Regions from separate parts of the Homo sapiens genome. Here region 1 is linked to region 2. Evidence: read pairs that join two places in POLR2A ChIA-PET (ENCODE). Cell type or tissue: B cell. All regions are shown on one strand. Each heading gives the region's core, and the rest is flanking DNA. Links, peaks and the distances in the headings are about the cores only.

Region 1 (7,035 bases), core at 1,642-5,641, 58 kb after region 2:
TTTGGGGTTCTGAGGCAGGTGGATGGATCATTTGAGCCCAGGAGTTCAAGACCGGACTGGGCAACAGGTGAAACCCCATCTCTAAAAAAAAAAGTTTCAACAATTAGCTTGGCATGGTGGCGCACACCCGGCTACGCAGGAGGCTGGGGTGGCACAATCACTGAACTTGCAGGGGCCAGGGCTGCAGTGCATTGCACCACTGCACTCCAGCCAGGGCGACAGAATAAGACTCTGTCTCAGAAAAAAAAAAAAAAGAAAAACACCACAAAAAACCTGACTGTGGCAATCACTGCAAGCATTTGTGATGATACTAAAAACAACCATACATTTTATTTTATTTTTGAGACAGAGTTTGCTCTTGTTGCCCAGGATGGAGTGTAATGGCATGATCTCGGCTCACCACAACCTCCACCTCCCGAGTTTAAGTGATTCTCCTGCCTCAGCCTCCAGAGTAGCTGGGATTACAGGCATGCGCCACCACGCTTGGCTTATTTTCTATGTTTTTAGTAGAGATGGGGTTTCTCCATGTTGGTCAGGCTGGTCTCAAACTCCCAAGTGATCCGCCCACCTCGGCCTCCCAAAGTGGCGGGATTACAGGTGTGAGCCACCGCACCCAGCCAATTGTACGTTTTAAATGGGTAAACTCTATGGTATGAGAATTATATCTCAACAAAGCTGTTTTTAAAAAAGAAAATTTAGGCCGGGCACGGTGGGTCTCACCTATAATCCCAGCTACTTAGAAGGCTGAGGCAGGAGAATCACTTGAACCCGGGAGGTGGAGATTGCAGTGAGCCGAGATCATGCCACTGTATACTTCAGCCTGGGTGACAGAGCAAGACTCTGTCTCAAAAAAACAAGTTAGAAATTATTAAGATGGCCAGGCACAGTGGCTCCCGCCTGTAATCTCAACACTTTGGAGGCCGAGGCAGGTGGATGAGGTCAGGAATTCAAGACCAGCCTGGGCAACATGGTGAAACCCCATCTCTACTAAAATAAATAAAATAGAATTTTGTTTGTTTTTGAGATGGAGTCTTGCTCTGTCGCCCAGACTGGAGTGCAGTGGCACCATCTCAGCTCACTGCAACCTCTACCAGGTCATGGGTTCAAAAGATTCTCCTGCCTCAGCCTCCCAAGTAGCTGGGACTACAGGTCTACGCTACCACACCAGGCTAACTTTTGTATTTTTAGTAGAGACAGGGTTTCGCCATGTTGGCCAGGCTGGTCTCCAACCCCTAACCTCAGGTAATCCACCAGCCTCGGCCTCTCAAAGTGCTGGTATTACTACAGGTGGGAGCCACTATGCCCACCCTGAATTTTTTTTTGGTTTTAATTTTTAAAATAGATAGGGTCTCCCCTCTGTGGACCAGGCTGGAATACAGTGGCACAATCATAGCTCACTGCAGCCTTGACCTCCTGGGCTCAAGCAATCCTCACATCATCCTCCCAAGTAGCTGGGACTACAGGAATGCATCACCATACTCAGCTTTTTTTTGTACAGCCAGGGCTTCACTATGTTGCCCAGGCTGGTCTCAAATTCCTGGGATCATGTGACCCTCATGCCTCAATCTCCCAAAGTGCTAGGATTACAGAAATAAACCACTCCATCTGGCCTCTGTTCTGCCTCTTAATGGATAGGTAATCTGAATTACTTAGTCTTTCTGTGACTACATAATGAGGACAGCAATATAATCTTGTAAGATTTGATATTTAGAGATGATAATTGCCAGATCTACTGTCTGGCATACATGGGGGCTGTGATAAATTAAATAACCATGTTTTATGAATTCTAAGGCTCAGATCTCTGAAATTGTGATGTGTCTCAAAATCAGCAGTTTTCCAATGAGAGACAGCCAGAAGCAATTGTAAGGAAACTACTGTTACTTGCACTTACACAAATTTCACTTTGAAAATCTTGTGCTGATAACAACTGATAACATCTAGAAAGCACAAGCATCAAATCTTGCAGCATTAAGTGTTAATGGCTCAGAAGAACATCTCAGCAACAACAGTTGGAGCACTCAAAAGAATTCTACATCACGCTGGGCAAGGTGGCTCACGCCTGTGATCCCAGCACTTTGGGAGGCCAAGGCGGGTGGATCACGAGGTCAGGAGATCTAGACCATCCTGGCTAACACGGTGAAACCCCTTCTCTACTAAAAATACAAAAAATTAGCCGGGCATGGTGGCAGGCGCCTGTAGTCCCAGCTACTCAGGAGGCTGAGGCAGGAGAATCGCCTGAACCCGGAAGGCAGAGGTTACAGTGAGCCAAGATCGCGCCACTGCACTCCAGCCTGGGTGACAGAGCAGAGTCTGTCTCAAAAAAAAAAAAAAAAAAAAAATCTGTATCACTAACACTACTGGTGATGACAACACTGTGTGGAAAAACACAAGCATCAATTACTAGTTTTAACAAAAAAGATCACAAGGGTCAAACTATGAATGTGAATGTAGGAATAACAACCAATTGTCCAGGCACGGTGGCTCATGCCTGTAATCCCAGAACTTTGGGAGGCAGAGGTGGGCGGATTACCTGAGTTCAGGAGTTCGAGACCAGCATGGCCAACATTGTGAAACCCTGTCTCTACTAAAAATACAAAAAAACAGCCGGGTATGGTGGCATGTGCCTGTAGTCCCAGCTACTCAGGAGGCCGAGGCAGGAGAACTGCTTGAACCCGGGAAGCGGAGGTTGCAGTGAGCTGATATCATGCCACTGCACTCCAGTATGGGCCACAGAGTGAGACTCCGTCTCAAAACAAAACAAAAACCAATTATTTCAATTTTATTTTCCTTTACATATGTAAGAAGGTGATGTGGAAAAAATTTGTCTAAATGAGTTAATTATAGGAGCTCTTTCAGCAAGTATAAAATTAAAATTTTGTAAGTGTTAAAAATCACCAGATCATAATTTGTTAATCTTTTTTTTTTCTAATGATGGGCTCATAGTCATCAAATTCCTTGGTCTTTCTATCCTATCACTCAGGACAGCCAGCTTAATAGTAAAGTGGAATAGCTTACTGTGATAATACCAGCTGAAAGATAACGCGCTGAGAAGATGAGGTGCTTACTTATTTTATAACATGTGATACATTACCTAAATCAGTGACCAATAAATTGTCACTTGTCCCACAGTACACAGATCTGGAATTTTTTTTTTTTTTTTTTTTGAGACTGAGTTTTGCTCTTGTCACCCATGCTGGAATGCAATGGCATGATCTCAGCTCACTGCAACCTCTGCCTCCCGGGTTCAAATGACTCTCCTGCCTCAGCCTCCGAAGTAGCTTGGATTACAAGTGCCCACCACCATGCTTGGCTAATTTTTGTATTTTTAGTAGAGTCAGGGTTTTGCCATGTTGGCTAGGCTGGTCTGGAACTCCTGACTTTAGGTTATCTGCCAGCCTTGGCCTCCCAAAGTGCTGGGATTACAGGCATGAGCCACCACGTCAGTCCAGATCTGGAAATTAAAAGATTGAATCAGAGTGCCCCCTCTCATTATCATACCTAATAACCTACTCAAAAAACATTTTTTCCTCCATCCTTAAAACGCTTGGTCAGCTGGTTTAGAGGTCTTGGTTTCTTGGTTTAGAGGTCTTGGAATACTTCTACCTTAGGACACAACAACCGCTCCACTACAGTGAAGCTGAGTTTGTCACTTGACCATTTTGAGCTCATGCCAACTGAAACAACAGTTAAAGAACAGTTTCACCGTGGCTGGGGTAACTGATCTCAACTATTGTGAGAAACCTAGGTTGTTGGTATGAAATAAGGGCAGGGGGAACTATTTCTGGAGCTCATCAGGTGATCCAGGGCAGTGTTTTTCAAACCATCAATGGTGAAGAATCAGTTTTTTTTTTTTTTTTCATTCCAACACACTGGGAGTGGTGGCTCACAACTGTAATCCCAGCACTTTGGGAGGCTAAGATGGGAGGATCGCTTGAGCCCAAAAGTTTAAGACCAGCCTGGAAAACATAGTGAGACCTTGTCTCTACTAAAAATTTAAATTGTAGCTGGGTGTAGTGACACATGCCTGTAGTGTCAACTACTCAGGAGGCTGGGGCAGGAGGATCGCTTGAGCTGGGAAGTCAAGCCTGCAGTGAGCCATGATCGTACCACTGCACTCCAGCCTAGGCCACAGAGCGAGAACCTGTCTCAAAAGAATAAGTAAAGTAAAATTCCAACACATTTGTAAAATATAAAACACTGAAATGCACTTAGACGTTCGTAATCAATAGCAAATGACCTATAAATGTTTCTGTTTACTCTCAATTTCTGCATTTGTCCTATTGTGAACTGACACCACACTCTCAATAGCCAAAGCACAATATGCAATATTAAAAGTTCATGGGAAACTTCAGTGTCCTAATGAAGTCAGAATGCCTTGGAATGAAGTTTTCATACAATCTACCAAGTTAAAAACAAAACAAAACCCAATAGGCCCCAACTGAGGTACTAAGTGAAGGAAAAAGAAACAATGGGATGAGGCAGGGCATGGTGGCCCACGCCTGTAATCTCAGCACTTTGGGAGGCCGAGGTGGGAGGACTGCTAGAGCCTAGGAGTTTGACAGCATCCTGGACAACATAGTGAGGCTCTATCTCTACGGAGAAAAAAAAACAAACAAACAGAAAAAGAAATTAGCTGGGCAGGGTGGCATGTGCCTGTAGTCCCAGTTACTTAGGAGGCTGAGGTGGGAGGATTGCTTGAGCCCAGGAGTTTGAGGCTGCAATGAGCCATGACGGTGCCACTGCACCTCAGCCTTGGTGACAGAGCGAGACCCTGTCTCTTAAAAAAACAAAACATGCCACGATCTCAGCTCACTGCAACCTCCACCTCCCAGGTTCAAGCGAGTCTCCTGCCTCGGCCTCCTGAGTAGCTGGGATTACGGGCATGTGCCACCACCCTCGGCTAATTTTTGTATTATTTTAGTAGAGGTGGGGTTTCACCATGATGGCCAGGCTGGTCTTGAACTCCTGACCTCAGGTGATCCACCCGCCTTGGCCTCTCAAAGTGCTGGGATTACAGGTGTTAGCCACCGTGCCCAGCCTGAAATACATTGTCAAGACATAAATAAGTACCCATTGTCAAGAGATAAGTAAAAAAAAAAAAAAAAAAAAAAAAAAACAGAAACAGAGGTGGACCAAACGCTAAAGCTATCAGACAGAGACGTTAAAATAACTATGAGGCCAGGCAGAGAGCCTCATGCCTGTTAATAGGCATGAACACTTTGGGAGGCTGAGGCAGGAGGATCACGTGAGTCCAGGAGTTTGAGACCTGGGCAACATGACAAACCCCGTGTCTACAAACAATACAAAAATTAGCTAGGCGTGGTAGCACATGCCTGTAGTCTCTACTACTTGGGAGGCTGAGATGGGAGGATGGCTTGAACCCAGGAGGTGGAGGCAGCAGTGAGCCATGATCATGAAACTGAACGCCAGCCAGCCTGGGTGACAGAGCGAGACCCTGTCACAAACAAAAAATATAAATAAATAAATAAAGCATGCTGATTATCATCAGGATTTAAAGTAAATCAGCACTTAGAGCTCACCCTGGCCAAACAAGAAAAGCCAAAATTAGGAATATTAAAGGACAATATGCTAAATCTAACTTAGAGTTTAAACCAAGAGCATTACATGAATAGAACATTTGGGATTTACCATGCTGAAAAATATACAAGGAAACAATACACGAATATGGACTTTGAGTGATAATGTTGTGATGTTGGTTTAGAAATATAGCACTCTAGGGCCGGGCGTGGTGGCTCAAACCTGTAATCCCAGCACTTTGGGAGGCTGAGGTGGGCAGATCACCTGAAATCAGGAGTTCGAGACCAGCCTGACCAACATGGTGAAACCCCGTCTCTACCAAAAATACAAAAAATTACCCAGGTGTCGTGGCGGATGCTTGTAATCCCAGCTTGGGAGGCTGAGGTGGGAGAACTGCTTGAACCCGGGGGAGCGGAGGTTGCAGTGAGCTGAGATCATGCTACTGTGCTCCAGCCCGGGTGACAGAGCGAGACTCTGTCATAAAAAAACAACAACAAAACAAACAAATGTACCACTCTGGAAGGTGACTGAGGGGAGGCATTACTGTGGGAGGCATGTGTGACTGGGGAGGGGAAGTCTTCCTGGGGGACGGGAGTGTTACTGAGGAGTGAGTCCAGGGGGTTTGTTGGGAATACTCTGTACATTCCAGCAATTTGGCTGTGAACCTAAAACTGCCCTAAAAAAAAAAGTCTGTTTAAAAATTTGAACAGTTAAGGCCGGTGTGGTGGTTCACACCTGTAATCACAGCACTTTGGGGGGCCAAGGCAGGTGGATTACCTGAGGTCAGGAGTTCGAGACCAGCCTGGCCAACATGGCGAAACCCCATCTCTACTAAAAATACAAAAATTAGCCAGACATGGTGGTGGCACACACCTGTAGTCCCAGCTGCTCGGGAGGCTGACGTGGGAGGATTGCTTGAACATGGGAGGCAGAGGTTGCAGTGAGCTGCGATCTCGCCACTGCACTCCAGCTTAAGAAACAGACTGAGACTGCCTCTCAAAAAAAAAAAAGAACAATTTTAAAAAACAGTATAAGAAAAACGTATAGAACAATTGAGATAGCAGCAGTGGATTACAGTATTAAACATTTGGCAGGGTGCGATGGCTCACACCTGTAATCCCAGCACTTTTGGGAGGCTATGGCAGGCAAATCACTTGAGATCAAGAGTTGGAGACTAGCCCGGCCAACATGCTGAAACCCTATGTTTACCAAAAAATACAAAAATTAGCCAGGTATGGTGGCTCATGCCTGTAGTCCCAGCTACTTGGGAGGCTGAGGTGGGAGGATCGCTTGAACCCAGGAGGCAGAAGTTGCAGTGAGCCAAGATTGCGCCACTGCACTCTAGCCTGGGTGACAGAGCGAGACTGTCTCAAAAAAAAAAAAAAAAAAAGTCTGATAAAATATCAAGGAAATATGAGAACTGAACACAGCAAACAAAGCTATACAACATTATTTCAAAAACATCTAAAGACAATTTTATTTTATTACTACCTGGTT
Region 2 (7,035 bases), core at 1,962-5,961:
CAGGCCGGGCGCAGGTGGCTCACGCCTGTAATCCCAGCACTTTGGGAGGCTGAGGCGGGCGGATCACCTGAGGTCAGGAGTTCGAGACCAGCCTGACCAACATGGAGAAACCCCATCTCTATTAAAAATACAAAATCAGCCGGGCTTGGTGGCGCATGCCTGTAATCCCAGCTACTCGGGAGGCTGAGGCAGGAGAATTGCTTGAACCTGGGAGGCGGAGGCTGCGGTGAGCTGAGATCGTGCCATTGCACTCCAGCCTGGGGAACAAGAGCAACTCCATCTCAAAAGAAACAGAAACACATATTCGTACATATATATATATATACTTGCAAAATTTTTCAGTTCTGGAAGAACATAGGTGGAGGATAAATGAGAACTCTGTACACCCTTAGAATTTTATTTATAAGTTAGACATACAGTTATGGAAGGCTGATAGATAACCCCAATAATAAAAGTAACTCTCAGCCAGGAGCAGTGGCTCATGCCTGTAATCAAAGCACTTTGGGAGGCCAAGGCAGGTGGATTGCCTGAGCTCAAGAGTTTGACACCAGTCTGGAAAACATGGCAAAACCCTGTTTCTACCAAAAAATACAAAAAATTAGCCAGGCGTGATGGTGCATGCCTGGGGTCCCAGCTACTCAGGAGGCTGAGGTGGGGGGGATCACTTGAGCCTGGTAGGCAGAGGTTGCAGTGACCACCTGAGATTGCACAGCTGCACAGACTCTGTCTCAAAACAAAAAACAAAAAACAAAAAAAAGTTAACTATCCATTTAAGCTCAAAGATTATGGTATTAGGCCGGGTGCAGTGGCTCATGCCTATAATCCCAGCACTTTGGGAGGCCGAGGTGACGGATCGTTTGAGGTCAGGAGTTTTGAGACCAGCCTGACCATTCTCAGAGGCCATTCTCAGATTTGTCTTCTCTTTCATTTCTTCTCTACCTCCTCCAAGTGATGTAATTGTGCTAATATATAGAACCAGGCCTGAATCCCAACACTTCTGAACACAACTGCAAAGACGCTATCTTCTTCCCTAAAGCATCTCCTCTGATATCCAGTCAGCCAAACTGAAAATATAGCAGTCATTCTTCACACAATGGTCTAATTCCTATTCATCCTTTAAGACTCAACTTAGGAGTCACTTATTCTAGAAGAAGCCATTCCTGGACCTATTTCCACCCCTGCCTGGAATGAGTAATGCTTCTTTATTTTACCAAAGCACACAATTCAATGGAAATATTTGTCAGCCTCTGTCACTTATTCTGCAAGCTCCATGAGAAACCATGTATTATAAAATTTATTTAATCATGCAGTGAATTATAACAGTGTGTGCTTGATCAAGAAAGAAGATATTTGGACTTCTGAAGATATAATGCATATCCAGGTAACTAGGTAGAGGAGGGTTTTTAAAAGTGTAGTCCATAAACCACTCATGTTGAAACTTGGTTAAAAGATGGAGAGATTCATGATGCTACATCATAACCTATTTTAAAGATGCCTACTCTTTGTAAGGGTAAGACCTATAAAAATGACCATTTATTGAAACCCTGTAGGCAGTGCAGGGGGGCCCTGCATTAGGCCACATATAAAATTTCATTTTACATTATTCTTTTAAAAATTCTATGAGGTTGATAATATTTATAGGTGAAGAAAATGAATAAGGAGGCTTGAAAATACTGAGTAACTTACTAAAGGTCATACTGGTAGTAAACGATATTCAAACCAAGGACTGTTTCATTAAATGTCAAATAAACAAGCTTCCTGGAAAATATTAAAATTTGGGGACCACTCTCATGGGGAGGGGGGCAATGGAGCATAAACTATGACGCACAGCTGAAGCTATGGCAAGTATGTGGTCCTTCTCTAGGGTCAAGGTGTAGAAACCTAAAACCTGAATTCTAAAGGGAAAGTAAATCTATATATCACATTTCAATTCCACTGCTCACTCTCATTCATTATATCCCCCACCCCACACACAAATACACGTCTCTTTTGATAATCTTTGCTCAAAGTATGTTTGCTAAGATTTTTCAGAAATGGAACTTGGACAAAGAGGGAAGAAAATATTAGATTTCTATGCCTACTAACTCTCGTATCAAGTAATATCTACCTCTTGAGAAGTGAGATATGAAAATAAGGAGGTAGTGACAAATACGCATTAGGGTACAGAGAAGGAACTCTCAAGGATGGAATGCAAGCTACATAGAATGAGAGAAACTAAATTTTACATTTGCATTATTTTTCTTTATTCTTCTACATCAGAAAAGGAATGGGGATATTAGAGGAAATATGTAAATAATATTCAGTAGCCCATAGGGGAAAGGACAAACTCATAAAGGTACTCTAGCAGAGGTTTGTTTTCATGTGTGCCTAAGGGAGGTATTCTAAGTCCCACTTTACGTATGAGAACACATAGTTAAATAACATACTCAAGTCACACAATGCTAATATAAGAGCTAGGAAAGAAGGTATAATGAACTCATGCTCTTACCACTGCAAGTGCAGTATTCATTTCTACCTCACTGGTTCCTAATATCAAGAGCACTGATTGGCTATACTGTGTGGCTGTTGCAGTCACAGTGTTGGGATTACAACAGTGAGCCACCGCGCCCAGCCTTTTCAAGCTATTTCATTGTCTGATCTAATTATAATAGTAGATTCTCTGCAGGACACAGTACTCTGGAACTAGAATTCTAAATGCCAAAGAAGTCAATGAAACTTTTAAGCGTTTTCAGCAAATTACTCAGCTCAGAAGTACAAAGCTTATTGGGCATGGTGGATCATGCCTGTAATCCCACTACTTTGGGAGGCCAAGGTGGGTAGGATCACTTGAGTCCAAGAGTTCAAGACCAGCCTGGGCAACATGGTGAAATCTCATCTCTACTAAAAATACAAAAATTAGTCAGGCATGATGGCGCATGCCTGTAATCCCAGCTACTTGGGAGGCTGAGGCAGGAGGATCATTTGAGCCCTAGATGCAGAGGTTACGGTGAGCTGAGATTGTGTCATTACACTCCAGCCTGGGTGACAGAGCAAGACCCTATCTCAAAAAAAAAAGAAAAAAATAAGTAAGTAAATAAAATTTAAAAAAGAAGTGCAAAGGTTGAGGTTGTCTGGGCATTTGGCACATCCACATTCATAGCCCTGAGAGACAAGCCCACTCTTCTCTTCCCTAAATTGGTTTTCCTCCCCATGTCCTCCTAATTATTGGTATTTGTAATGGTATTCAGATCTCTATGCTGAATAAAAGATACATGTTCTATGCAGCTAGACCTCTCCACATATACATCTATTATAGTCCTTATCCTTTATAAGTTATTTTAAAACCATCAACTCTAATCCCTTCTAGAACAAAGTTAGACATATGTAATTGAAATTACATTTCTCTTATTTGTCTCTATAAGCCTGGTCCCAAGCATAGTACTTGACGTTTATGTCTAACATTGTGAGAAGGATTATTTATTTAAATCCAATAGGGCAGTGCAGGGCCCTTATACAGAGAAATACATACCCTCCCCCTGCCCACACACACAAAGAATTATCCATCACTCAATGGTGGAGACAGATTTTGAGAAATGTGTTGTTGGCCAGGCACGGTGGCTCACACCTGTAATCCCAGCACTTTGGGAGGCCGAGGCGGGCGGATCACGAGGTCAGGAGATCGAGATCATCCTGGCTAACATGGTGAAACCGCGTCTCTACTAAAAATACAAAAAATTAGCCGGGCGAGGTGGCAGGAGCCTGTAGTCCCAGCTACTCGGGAGGCTGAGGCAAGAGAACGCAGTGAGCCAAGATCGCGCCACTGCACTCCAGCTTGGGCGACAGTGAGACTCCGTCTCAAAAAAAAAAAAAAAAAAAAAAAGAGAAATGTGTTGTTAAGGCAATTTCATCATGTGAACATTAGAGTGCACGCACACAAACCTAAATGGTATAGCGTACTACTTCTATGCTACAAAATTGTACAGCATGTTACTATGCTAAATACTGTAGGGAACTGTAACACAGTGGTATTTGTGTATTTGAACATTATCTAAACACAGGGTAAAAATATAAAAGATAAAAACACAATATAAACCATATAATAAAAATGCCATATAAAAGATAAAAAACAGTACACCTACATATAGAGCACTTACCATAAATGAAGCTTACAGGACTGCAAGTTGATCTGGGTAAGTCAGTGAGTAAGTGGTGAGTGAATGTGAAGAAACAGGACATTACAGTACACTACTGTAGACTTTATAAACACTGTACACTTAGGCAGCACGATATTTAAACACTTTTTCTTTCTTCAATGATAAATTATCCTTAGCTTTTTGTAATATTTTTACTTGATGAACTTCAAGGGTTTGTTTTTGTTTGATTGTTTGTTTTTGAGACAGAGTCTCGCTCTGTCGCCCAGGCTGGAGTGCAGTGGCATGATCTCAGCTCATTACAAGCTCCGCCTCCCAGGTTCACACCATTCTCCTGCCTCAGCCTCCAGAGTAGCTGGGACTACAGGCGCCCGCCACCATGCTCAGCTAATTTTTTTTTTTTTGTATTTTTAGTAGAGACGGGGTCTCACCGTGTTAGCCAGGATGGTCTCGATCTCCCGACCTCATGATCTGCCAACCTCGGCCTCCCAAAGTGCTGGGATTACAGGTGTGAGCCACCACACCTGGCCCGGTTTTTTTTTTTTTTAGCTTTTAAAAAAATTTTTGGAGACAGGATCTTGTTCTGTCACCCAGGCTGGAATGCAGTGGTGTGACCATAGCTCACTGTAGGCTTAAAATCCTGGGCTCAAGTGATCCTCCCATCTTGGCCTCTGGAGTAGTCAGGACTACAGGTGTGCGCCACCATGTGCAGCTAGTTTTCTTTAATGTTTTGTAGAGGCGGGGGTTTTGATATATTGCCCAGGTTGGTCTCAAATTCCTGGCTTCAAGTGATCCTCCTGCCTAGGCCTCCCAAAGTGCTGAGATTACAGGTGTGAGCCAATGTACTGATCTTTTTTTTTTTTTTTTTTAGCTTTTTGACTCTTTTGTAGTAACACTTAGCTTAAAACACATTTTGTGTACAGCTGTACACAAAATGGTTTCTTTCCTTATATCCTTATTCTACTAGCTTCTTCCTATTAAAAATTTTTTTGGCTGCATGTGGTGGCTCACACCTGTAATCCCAATATTTTGTGGGGCTGAGGCAGGTAGGTTTCTTCAGCTCAGGAGTTCCAGACCAGCTTGGACAACATGGAGAAACCCTGTCTCTACAAAAAATAAAAAATTAGCTGGGCATGGTGGCATGTGCCTATAGTCCCAGCTACTCAGGAGATTGAAGGGAGAGGATCACGTGAACCCAGGAGGCTGAGGATGCAGTGGGCCATGATAACATCACTGAACTCCAGTCTGGGTGACAGAGCAAAACCCTGTTTAAAAAAAAAAAAAGAAAGTTTTAAAACTTTTTTTTGTGCAAAACTAAGATACAACCACATACAATAGCCTAGGCCTACGCCAGGTCAGGATCACCAAGATGTCACTAGGTGATAGGAATCCTTCAGTTCCGTTATAATCTTTTTTTTTTTTTAATGCTTTAAGTTATGGGATACATGTGCACAATGTGCAGGTTTGTTACACAGGTATACATGTGTCATGGTAGTTTGCTACACCCATCACCCTGAGTTCTGTTATAATATTATGGGACTCCCAAAATACATGTGGTCTTATCTTTGGCCAAAATGTTGTCATGCAGTATACCATTTTAGATACATCAAGAATCTTTTGCCTGGGTGTGTGGCTCATGCCTGTAACCCCAGCACTTTGGGAGGCCGAGGTGGGTGGATCACCTGAGGTAAGGAGTTCAAGATCAGCCTGGCCAACATGGTGAAAACCTACCTCTACTAATAATACAAAAAATTAGCCAGATGTGATGGCTCATGCCTGTAATCTCAGCTACTCGGAAGGCTGAGGCACAAGAATCGTCTGAACCCAGGAGGTGGAGGTTGCAGTGAGGTGAGATAATCACTTGAAGGAGTTTGAGACCACCCTGGGCAACACAGAGACAAAAATTTTTATTTTTTCCTTTTCTTGAGACAGTCTCATTCTGTCACTCAGGCTGGTGTGCAGTGGCATGATCTCGGCTCACTACAACCTCCACCTCCCGAGTTCAAGCAATTCTCCTGTCTCAGCCTCTTGAGTAGCTCAGATTACAGGCATGTACCACCACACCTGGCAAATTTCTGTATTTTTAGTAGAGATGGGGTTTCACCAAGTTGGCTAGGCTGGTCTCGAACTCCCAACCTCAGGTGATCCACACGCCTTGGACTCCCAAGGTGCTGGGATTACAGGTGTGAGCCAATGTGCATGGCCTCCAAAAAATTTAAAAACTTAGCTGGGTGTGGATGCGTGTGCCAATAGTTCTAGCTATTCAGAAGGCTGGGGTATAGGATCACATGAGCACAGGACTTTAACGCTGTAGTGAACTATGATTGTGCCACTGAACTCCAGCCTGGGTGACAAAAGCAAGACTATCTCAGGAAAAAAAAAAAAAAAGCTGAATAAATGAATGCATAAGTTTTCCCTCCTGATAGCTTTAAGAATATTGGTTTTAAATGAGTTCAAGAGAAGAATGAAGACAAAAGTCTAGATAGGAATTTACTTTATCTGTAAATGAAACCAGATATATGGCAATGTTACTACTACTAATTTATTGACGATTATTTCCATTCTAATACATGAAAGAAGAAAATGCACATGTACACAAGCATTCAGAAAATACTTATCATTACTCAATGAATGTCTACTAAGTTCAAAGTACTTTATCTTGTAAAATTCCTAAGACCAATCTCCCTGGCTTAGTTCTTTAGTTATTTTCCTGGAATGTGGCTGAGAGTGAATGGTAAATAGAGAATTAACTTGACAATAGATATACTCCAAAGTAATTCAGAGCTCACAATATTGTTACATTTACACAAATCACTGTATGTAAAACAGGCTTTAATAAAATACATATTTCTGTAAGTAAAGCTAGAGAAAAAGTGTGAAGTATGATTTACTAACCACACAAATA

The links. ChIA-PET counts read pairs that join two places held together with the same protein. Peaks named below come from ENCODE experiments on the same cell type or tissue, not always from the same donor. Only the 100,000 strongest peaks of a DNase experiment are listed, where the experiment ranks them.
Region 1: POLR2A ChIA-PET joins it to region 2 with 6 read pairs; 8 of 35 experiments call an interaction of 5 or more read pairs at or near these places.

The regions. Positions count from the first base shown.
Region 1 is chr4:39,949,582-39,956,616 of GRCh38, forward strand. All of the region lies in intron 2 of PDS5A (PDS5 cohesin associated factor A), which reads right to left. Among named protein-coding and RNA genes, the nearest start is that of PDS5A, 25 kb to the right of the region's middle. In B cell, for the core only: no CTCF peak of the experiment used is centred there; no DNase peak of the experiment used is centred there; H3K27ac peaks cover 1,562 bases.
Region 2 is chr4:39,891,364-39,898,398 of GRCh38, forward strand. PDS5A (PDS5 cohesin associated factor A) reads right to left here. Exons shown (of 33, transcript NM_001100399.2): 16 at 7,026-7,035. Among named protein-coding and RNA genes, the nearest start is that of PDS5A, 83 kb to the right of the region's middle. In B cell, for the core only: no CTCF peak of the experiment used is centred there; no DNase peak of the experiment used is centred there; H3K27ac peaks cover 318 bases.